2 separate regions of the Homo sapiens genome follow, and region 2 is linked to region 1. The links are chromatin contacts, found by POLR2A ChIA-PET in ENCODE. All regions are on one chromosome and are shown on one strand. Each heading gives the region's core, a stretch centred on a gene start or an enhancer-like site at or near the end of the contact. The rest is flanking DNA. Distances are from core to core; before and after follow the strand shown.

Region 1 (3,842 bases), core at 424-2,923:
CGGGGCCCTCCTCTCACATCACCTTCCTTCACTGCTCCGGGAGGAGGAGGGGGCTTCTCCAGGCCTGGGCTCGAGCACAGAAAGCAAGTCAGTGGTATGTCACAGGATGTGGAGCTGAGGAACGGGGTTTTAAGATGTACTTATGAGCTCTGTGACCTTAGAGTACACACTTACCCTCTCTGTGCTCAAGAGAGCCAAAACCTGGGCCAGGTGCAGTGGCTCACACCTGTAATCCCAGCACTTTGGGAGGCCAAGGCAGGTGGATCACCTGAGGTCAGTAGTTTGAGACCAGCCTGGCCAACATGGTGAAACCCCGTCTCTACTAAAAATACAAAAAATTAGCCAGGCATTGTGGCGTGCACCTCTGATCCCAGCTACTCGGGAGGCTGAGGCGGGAGAATCGCTTGAACTTGGGAGGCAGAGGTTGCAGTGAGCCGAGATTGCGCCATCGCACTTCAGCCTGGGTGACAGAGTGAGACTCCGTCTCAAAATAAATAAACAAAGATAAATTTTTTTAAAAAGCCAAAACCTAGACAGGAGCAAAGCCGAAGGTGCTTTCCCTCCAAGCCCCTGCCTGTTACCTCCTCCACGAAGCCTGTTTCTCTGGCAAAGTGAGTGAGCGGCTCCCTTTCCAGCGCCCTGTAGTGCCCCGCATGTCTCCCACAGGCCTTCCAGGCAGTTGTGACCGCTTCATTCTGGCAGCAGGTAGCAGAAGCGCATGTCTGTTGCCCCATCAGGGCTGTGGGCATCTTAAAGGAACCCCAGCTGGTGCCTGACAGAGGGGCTGGTAAATGCTTGAGAAATGGAGGGACTAAATGAACAGAATTTTATTGGGGAGCTTCCTAAAGGTAGTGGTTGGATCTTTAAGGAGTTGATGTTTTTGGATCATACTTTTTCTTTAAAGAAATCAAAGCTCTTTCTCGTTCCCAATGCTTGGTCTTAGCCGTACCCGTTTCTAAATGTTAGAATTCTCTTAACAATGTTTATTTATTCATTCCACAAATGTTTCTTAAGCATATACTATGCGCCAGGCTAGAAAGCAAAATCTTAGAAGACATGGCCTCTGTCCTCAAAGATGTAACTATGAAGTGGCCAGAAATGGGTGCAGACAAGCACGTGGATAATTTTAAGCTATGACCCTCTGGAGGATTCTATAGGAACCCATGAAGGAGGCTCCACCAAATCCATCCAGGAGGGACCAAGGAAAGACAAGGCTGCCACGTGTGGCTGCACAGGTCGTGCACTGCACAAGCCAGGATACCTCTTGGAGTTGTGTGATGCGGCGGTCTAGTCCTTCCAGGCCAGGAGCAACTGAAGCGCTGTTGCTGCCCCCACCCCAATGCCCAACCCCATCCATCTATCTGGTCCCAGAGCATCTTTCCCCTCTGGCTCCTCTCCTCAATAAAAATTCCTTTGTCCGACCTTCCAGAGGTTTCTTTAGAAAAACTCTCCAGTAGTTCTTGCTGTCCCCTTTCTCCTGCCAGCTCTATAAAGCAAGCTGGCTCCTCTCAGAGATTTACGTTTTTGGGGAGTGTGAGTCACGGGGAAAGAACTCTTTCCACAGCTTTCTAACCTTTGATGTGACCTCCAATACCCTGTGGCTAATACAGAGTGATCTAAATCTCACAAAGCTCATACACACAAGAGCTGCACTGCATTGGGCCGTGAAAAAGGCCTCTGGCTAGCCAGCTCCTGCCACCAGCTGGAGGAATGTTCTCCATTCCCACCTACACCAACAGCCCTCCTCCAAGATCCTTCCACTCTCCTGGCAGCTCCTGCAGGGGCAGTGGCCCAGGGCCCCAGTGGCTGGGAGAGAAGGTTTGCTAAGCCCTCCCCCGACCCCATGTCCCACCAGTCCATAGCTGGACCCAGAACCTCAGCTCCTCCAATTCTGGCAAGAAAGGCCTCAGTTGTTGAGCAAGAGAGAGAAAGACTGGAGAAACAGACATCTAAAATACAGCCTCCTTGATGAGAAGAACAGCTGGGACCAGAAAGATGCTTGTGAATTATGGGTGACATGACTGTTGAGGTCATGCCTGATGTGGACACAGGCGGCTATGGGCCTGGCTCAAACTGAACTTTCTGGAGGTTTTCCTGCAAAGCAGAACGATGTAAGTGAAATCTACTTTTTCCATAAAAATGATGGCTTTTTGAAGACCAATCCATCAGCAACAAATTTAATGAGCTAGAAATGACATGCCTGCTCTCCACACACTATACCTCTTTCTCAAGCAGGATACAGAACAAGCAAGGCAAGGTGGTAACTAATGAGATAATATCAATGAAACGCCTCGCCCAGTGCCTGGCCTATAGTAGGCGATCAATAAATGCTCACTGTTACTATAATGTTTTATTTTACTATTTGAGCAATCCCTGAGAGAGGAACTGAGTAGTGCAGAGAGAGGGGCTATAAAGTTTCCAGGAACTAGTCTGAGGGCCTGCCTGCCCGCGCGCCCGGGGAGGGGCCCGGGAGACCTCCGGCTAGGGTTTCACATCAGGAAGTTGGCTGACTGCGCAGAACGACACTTGCGCGCTACTACTGCTCATGCTGAAAATAGCACCACCACACAACCGGCCACAAAGGCAGGGGGACAGGCAGTGGCAAAACCGAAGTCATGGCCGGCTTCAGGATACTCAGTCTGGGATGGATGCCCTTTCCTTCCTCCCTCCCCTCCTCCCCATTCCCCATAGCAATCTGGAAGTCAGAGGGACTCAAAGCATGTCTTTGTCACTGGGTTTGGGCCCCACAGGCTGTGGGGTCCTGGGCCACCACACCCTCCCAGGGCAGGGAAATGGAGCCTGGGCTGGCTGCCAGCAACCTTCTCCTGGTCTCCGCAAACCCGCCCCATCCATCCCTCCCGTTCTAGGAAGTAGGCCACATGGACATTTGACCCAGACTCAAGTCAGGAGAGGGAGTTCCTTTCCTGCCCCTCTGAACACTGCGGGGGTCTTGCACCCTGGAAAGCCTTTTCAGAGGTTTCTCTTCTCCCATGGCCGGGATGCATCAGAAGGGACACAACAGCAGGAACCTTGGTTCTCTTTCCCGAGGGTTGAGGCTGGGTTGTGGGAAGGACTAGGTCATATTCTGCTGGGCAGCCACCTAAGAGGCCCCAGATGTGGCACCAGCTAATCCTCCGTACTCTCAAAACACCACCTTTGACATTGAGGCATCTGCCTTCTCAGCCTGTTAATCTCTTACCCAATACCCGGGGAAGATTACCCACTACGAGTGCAGTGGCGCGATCTCAGCTCACTGCAGCCTCCGCTTCCTGGGTTCAAGCAATTCTCCTTCCTCAGCCTCCTGAGTAGCTGGGATTACAGGTGCCCACCACCAGGCCAGGCTAATTTTTTTTGTATTTTTCGTAGAGATGGGTTTTCGCCATCTTGGGCAGGCTGGTCTCGAACTCCCGACCTCAGGTGATCTGCCTGCCTCAGCCTCCCAAAGTGCTGAGATTACAGGGGTGAGCCACTGCACCCGGCCTCTTTTTTTTTTTTTTTTTTTTTTTTTTTGAGATGGAGTCTCACTCTGTTGCCCAGGCTGGAGTGCAGTGGTGCGATCTCAGCTCACTGCAGCCTCCACCTCCCGGGTTCAAGTGATTCTCCTGCCTCAGCCTCCCAAGTAGCTGGGATTACAGGTAGTCCCACCATGCCTGGCTGGTTTTGTATTTTCAATAGAGACAGGGTTTCACCATGTTGGGCAGGCTGGTCTCTAACTCCTGACCTCAGGTGATCTGCCTGCCTCAGCCTCCCAAAGTGCTGGGATTACAGGCGTGAGCCACTGAGCCCAGCCTCCCCTACCACCAGTCTTGTTTCCCCACCTCCCTTTTAGTGAATTGCTCCCT
Region 2 (3,842 bases), core at 891-3,390, 5.8 Mb before region 1:
TGGAGTGCAGTGGCGCGATCTCGGCTCACTGCAACCTCCGCCTCCCGGGTTCAAGTGATTCTCCTGCCTCAGCCTCCCAAGGAGCTGGGAGTACAGGCGTGCGTCACCACACCCAGCTAATTTTTGTATTTTTAGTAGAGATGGGGTTTCACCATGTTGGCCAGATGGTCTTGATCTCTTGACCTCGTGATCTGCCCGCCTCGGCCTCCCAAAGTGCTGGGATTACAGGCATGAGCCACCACGCCCGGCCATTTTTGTATTTTTAGTAGAGAAGGGGTTTCACCACGTTGGCCAGGCTGGTCTCTTGACCAGGCTGGTCTCGAACTCCTGACTTCATGATCCACCTGCCTCGGCCCTCCCAAAGTGCGGGGATTACAGGCTGAGCCACTGCGCCTGGCTGCCCACTGCTCTTTCAATTCCTGCCAGATCTTCCCTTTAAACTCCTCCGTCTGAAGCCAGGCAGATGTGAAATTCCGTGGCTAAGAGCACCAATCTCTTCTGCAGAACACCTATATCATCAAACTAGAGACTCAGGGGCTCCAATCTGTCCTTTTCCACGTCACATCCAGATTTCATTTCTGACTGTCTGCCTGCCACAGGCAGAGGCAACAGCCCTCAACAGACTTCCTAACCAGTGCCTTCTCAGGATTTCTTAACTGTTCTCTCATCTCCCAAATATCCTGCCCTAGGCCTTCAGTTGCCCAGTCTCTCCCACAATTGTAGCTCTCTCTGATAAATCGCACAATCCATATCATTCACTCACCCCGGTCAGACCATAATTCATTTACCACTTCTCCTTACCAATCTCTCTCTGTCCAACCTGTCCATCACTTCAAGACTCACTTTAAATACAACTTCCTTATAAAGCCCTTCCTGAGTTACACAATTGTCTTTCCTCTGAAATACAAAAATGTTTTATTACCTTATATATCTTTTCAAAGTACATTATGTATTCTCATGCTATTTGAAATACTGTATAAATTGTATTATAAACCCCTGTGTATGTTTTATCTTTCAGTTGTGTTTGTGTATTTGCTTTTTTAATTCTCTATATCTCACCAGTGTCTTGCCTACAGAAGTTTCTCAGAAAATGCTTATTGTCCAAAAGAGTAAATGAATTATCCCTACCAAGCCTCCCTTTTTATTAACGCAGGCAACTGAAACCCAGTGTTACTATGTGTGGTATCACCTTATATGAAGACTGTTTCTATAGCAGCCATAACTTTTAACTTCCTTACCTTGGAAAAGAGTCTCTCTAGTCCACATTCAAAGCTATGTATTCTTATTATATGCCCGGTCCAACAAATTCATTACCCAGCTTCCTAGTCTGCAGTAAAGTAGAAACTGTTAATTGTATGGGGAATGGAGAGCCAGACATGCCAAAAGCAATGAGAATTAGCAGACAATAAGAGAGAGAAAGGCCAGCAAATTTATGAAAATCAGACTACACAAATTTAACAGTATATCAGTCTGGGACCATTTAGTATACAAGTAAATGATCTCACCTCAATAAATTCCAAAGGAATTACAGTCCACTCCAATTAGCTGTGCTGCATAACTAAGATTAAGTAATGCTCCATATTTTAGAATAATCTCCTTCTGAAATTATTCTTAAAGCAAACATTTAAGAAGAAAGGTATATATTGAAACTTGCCATTTAAAAAAATCCTGCAGCAGTTCCCATTCTCAGAGAGAGAAAGATGAAAAAGGAAATGCATTTATTTTCTTATGTATTCATTCAGCAAATATATAGTGAGTGCCAATTATGAATCAGGCACCATTCTCGTGTGTGTGTGTGTGTGTGTGTGTGTGTGTGTGTGTGTGTGTGTAGACCTTTCCTTAAAATAATTTATCAAATAGTGTCAGGAATATCGAAACATCTGAACTTTACTTGGAAAATGTAGAAGGATAAAAGTTACACCTTTTAAACATCCCATAACAAGACCAAAAGCAAAAAAAAAAAAAAAAAAATGTAAACAAGCACCATATTGGTTCCCTACAAAGAAGCAAACAAATGTAATCCACAAAATAGAACTCAGCTCATTGGTACCAGCTTCTTCCAGGTCAAAGTAAACTGTCAACTGGAATGAAACTTCCTGCCTTCCACATGCAACCTTTGCCTCATTTCTCTGCCAAATGTGTCTTCACTGCAGGGGAGGTCCCTGGAGACTCCAGAGGTGTTGCAACGCTGCAAAATTTGCTTTCAAAGAAAAATGTGGCAAAACACAAGAAATATTTGATTTTATCACCACAGCCCTGCAAAACACACGTAGAGGCAAGCATGTCAAGCATGTCACTTTTTATTTTTATTTTTTAGTTGTAAATTTGGTTTACGACTAAAATTTGTACATGGCTGCAGTAAGGATTGAATGAGATAATGAAACTAAGACATTCAGCACAGCTCCTGGTACACAAGAGGCACAGGATCAATATTAGGTCCTAAACCTCCAGCAAGTTCTGTAAATTAACCTCATTAAGTGTTATCTGGGGCAAAACTTTAGTCTTCTGCTGTTTTTTCCTTGTCACCCAAAATGCTCTGGGATCATCGCTGGAATACAAAGTAACTTTCCAGCAAGGTAGATCCAGGCTAGGGAGATAGACAGGCAAGGTTGGAAGTGCTGCCTTTAGCTATGTCAGATGTATGGAGGAAAAAAGCGTGGTCACACAGCACCTTTTGCTCTCATGCTGTTCTCCAGAACTGGCCTTCCTTCCTATAAGAGGGCCTTTCAGAATCCACACTGCATGCCCTGCTGAGGGCAGGATGCCAGGATGAGCCCTGGAACAAAATTAACATCACTGATTATATGATTGAATCTTTGGCTTTGATTTTTAAAAGAAAGTTAATAAAACAAGCACAACTAAAAAACTGCCTGGTACATAATTGTAATCATGTTTGAGGAGGTTATTTTAGTTCAAAAAATAATAAAAACAGTTCAGATAGACTCAGCTCTAATTATGTTCCAGGAACTGTGCTAAGTGCTTTACATGCACACTTCATGTAATCCTCACAATGGCCCTACATTTGTGCCAACAACATAGATGAAGAAAGAGGTTTAGAGATGTTAGTAATTTTACCATATCACAGAGGTAGTGAGTACCTTCTGCTACCTAGGTTGCCTCAGTCTAAAACCCACGTTTTTATCACTATTTGCTAATGAAATGATACAACTTGAAAGAATAGGTCACAGATTAATTCACTGATTCAATACGCTTATTGAACTATTCCTTCATATAAGGCACCACAAAGTAAGTGGGACAAATAGAGGTGAATAAATGTGCAGGTTTACTTTTTACAATCAAAGAGCAGAATAGTATAATGATTAAGCTTGCTCAATTTCCAATATTGACACTACCACTGATCAACTCTGTGATTCCGGGTCTCAGTTTTGTCTTGTGTAAAATGGTGATTATAACTTCACCTGCCACATACGGTTATTCCGAGACTTCAAAAAGAAATTATTTATAGAAAATTTGAAATGGAGTCTGGCATATGTTATCAAGCTATTTTAAACTCATATTATGAAGAGGCATGTATGAGATTATATGTGCACGGGCCCAGTAAACACATCACGGAAGAGATGACCTGTAAGCTACTTCTTCAAGAGTTAGGTACCATTTAAATTTGTAGAGTCAGAAAGAAGAAATTGATCTTGTATGGAATTTAATTTGCCTTTCACATGCTTACTCTTCACTACGACAGATTTCAGAAACTGGTAGCTAAAGTTTCCTAAGGAAATAGCTCTAGGTTCAGTGTTTTGGGGAATTGATTACATAAAACACCTACACAAGAACTGTAAAATTTCCAGCTGAATTGAATTGAGCAATAGTGCATACATTTCCAT

The links. ChIA-PET counts read pairs that join two places held with the same protein, here RNA polymerase II (POLR2A).
Region 2: POLR2A ChIA-PET joins it to region 1 with 13 read pairs in activated T-cell. The contact joins two enhancer-like sites. POLR2A ChIA-PET finds 5 or more read pairs at or near these places in 2 of 52 experiments (BJ and activated T-cell).

The regions. Positions count from the first base shown.
Region 1 is chr3:184,686,507-184,690,348 of GRCh38, reverse strand. No RefSeq gene overlaps it. Among named protein-coding and RNA genes, the nearest start is that of MAGEF1, 24 kb to the left of the region's middle. RefSeq lists an enhancer at 1-393. Within about 2 kb of position 1,673, at least 17 of the 41 ENCODE cell types and tissues checked have a DNase peak (open chromatin) inside an H3K27ac peak, as active enhancers do.
Region 2 is chr3:190,525,814-190,529,655 of GRCh38, reverse strand. All of the region lies in intron 1 of IL1RAP (interleukin 1 receptor accessory protein), which reads right to left. Among named protein-coding and RNA genes, the nearest start is that of IL1RAP, 14 kb to the right of the region's middle. Within about 2 kb of position 2,140, at least 2 of the 41 ENCODE cell types and tissues checked have a DNase peak (open chromatin) inside an H3K27ac peak, as active enhancers do.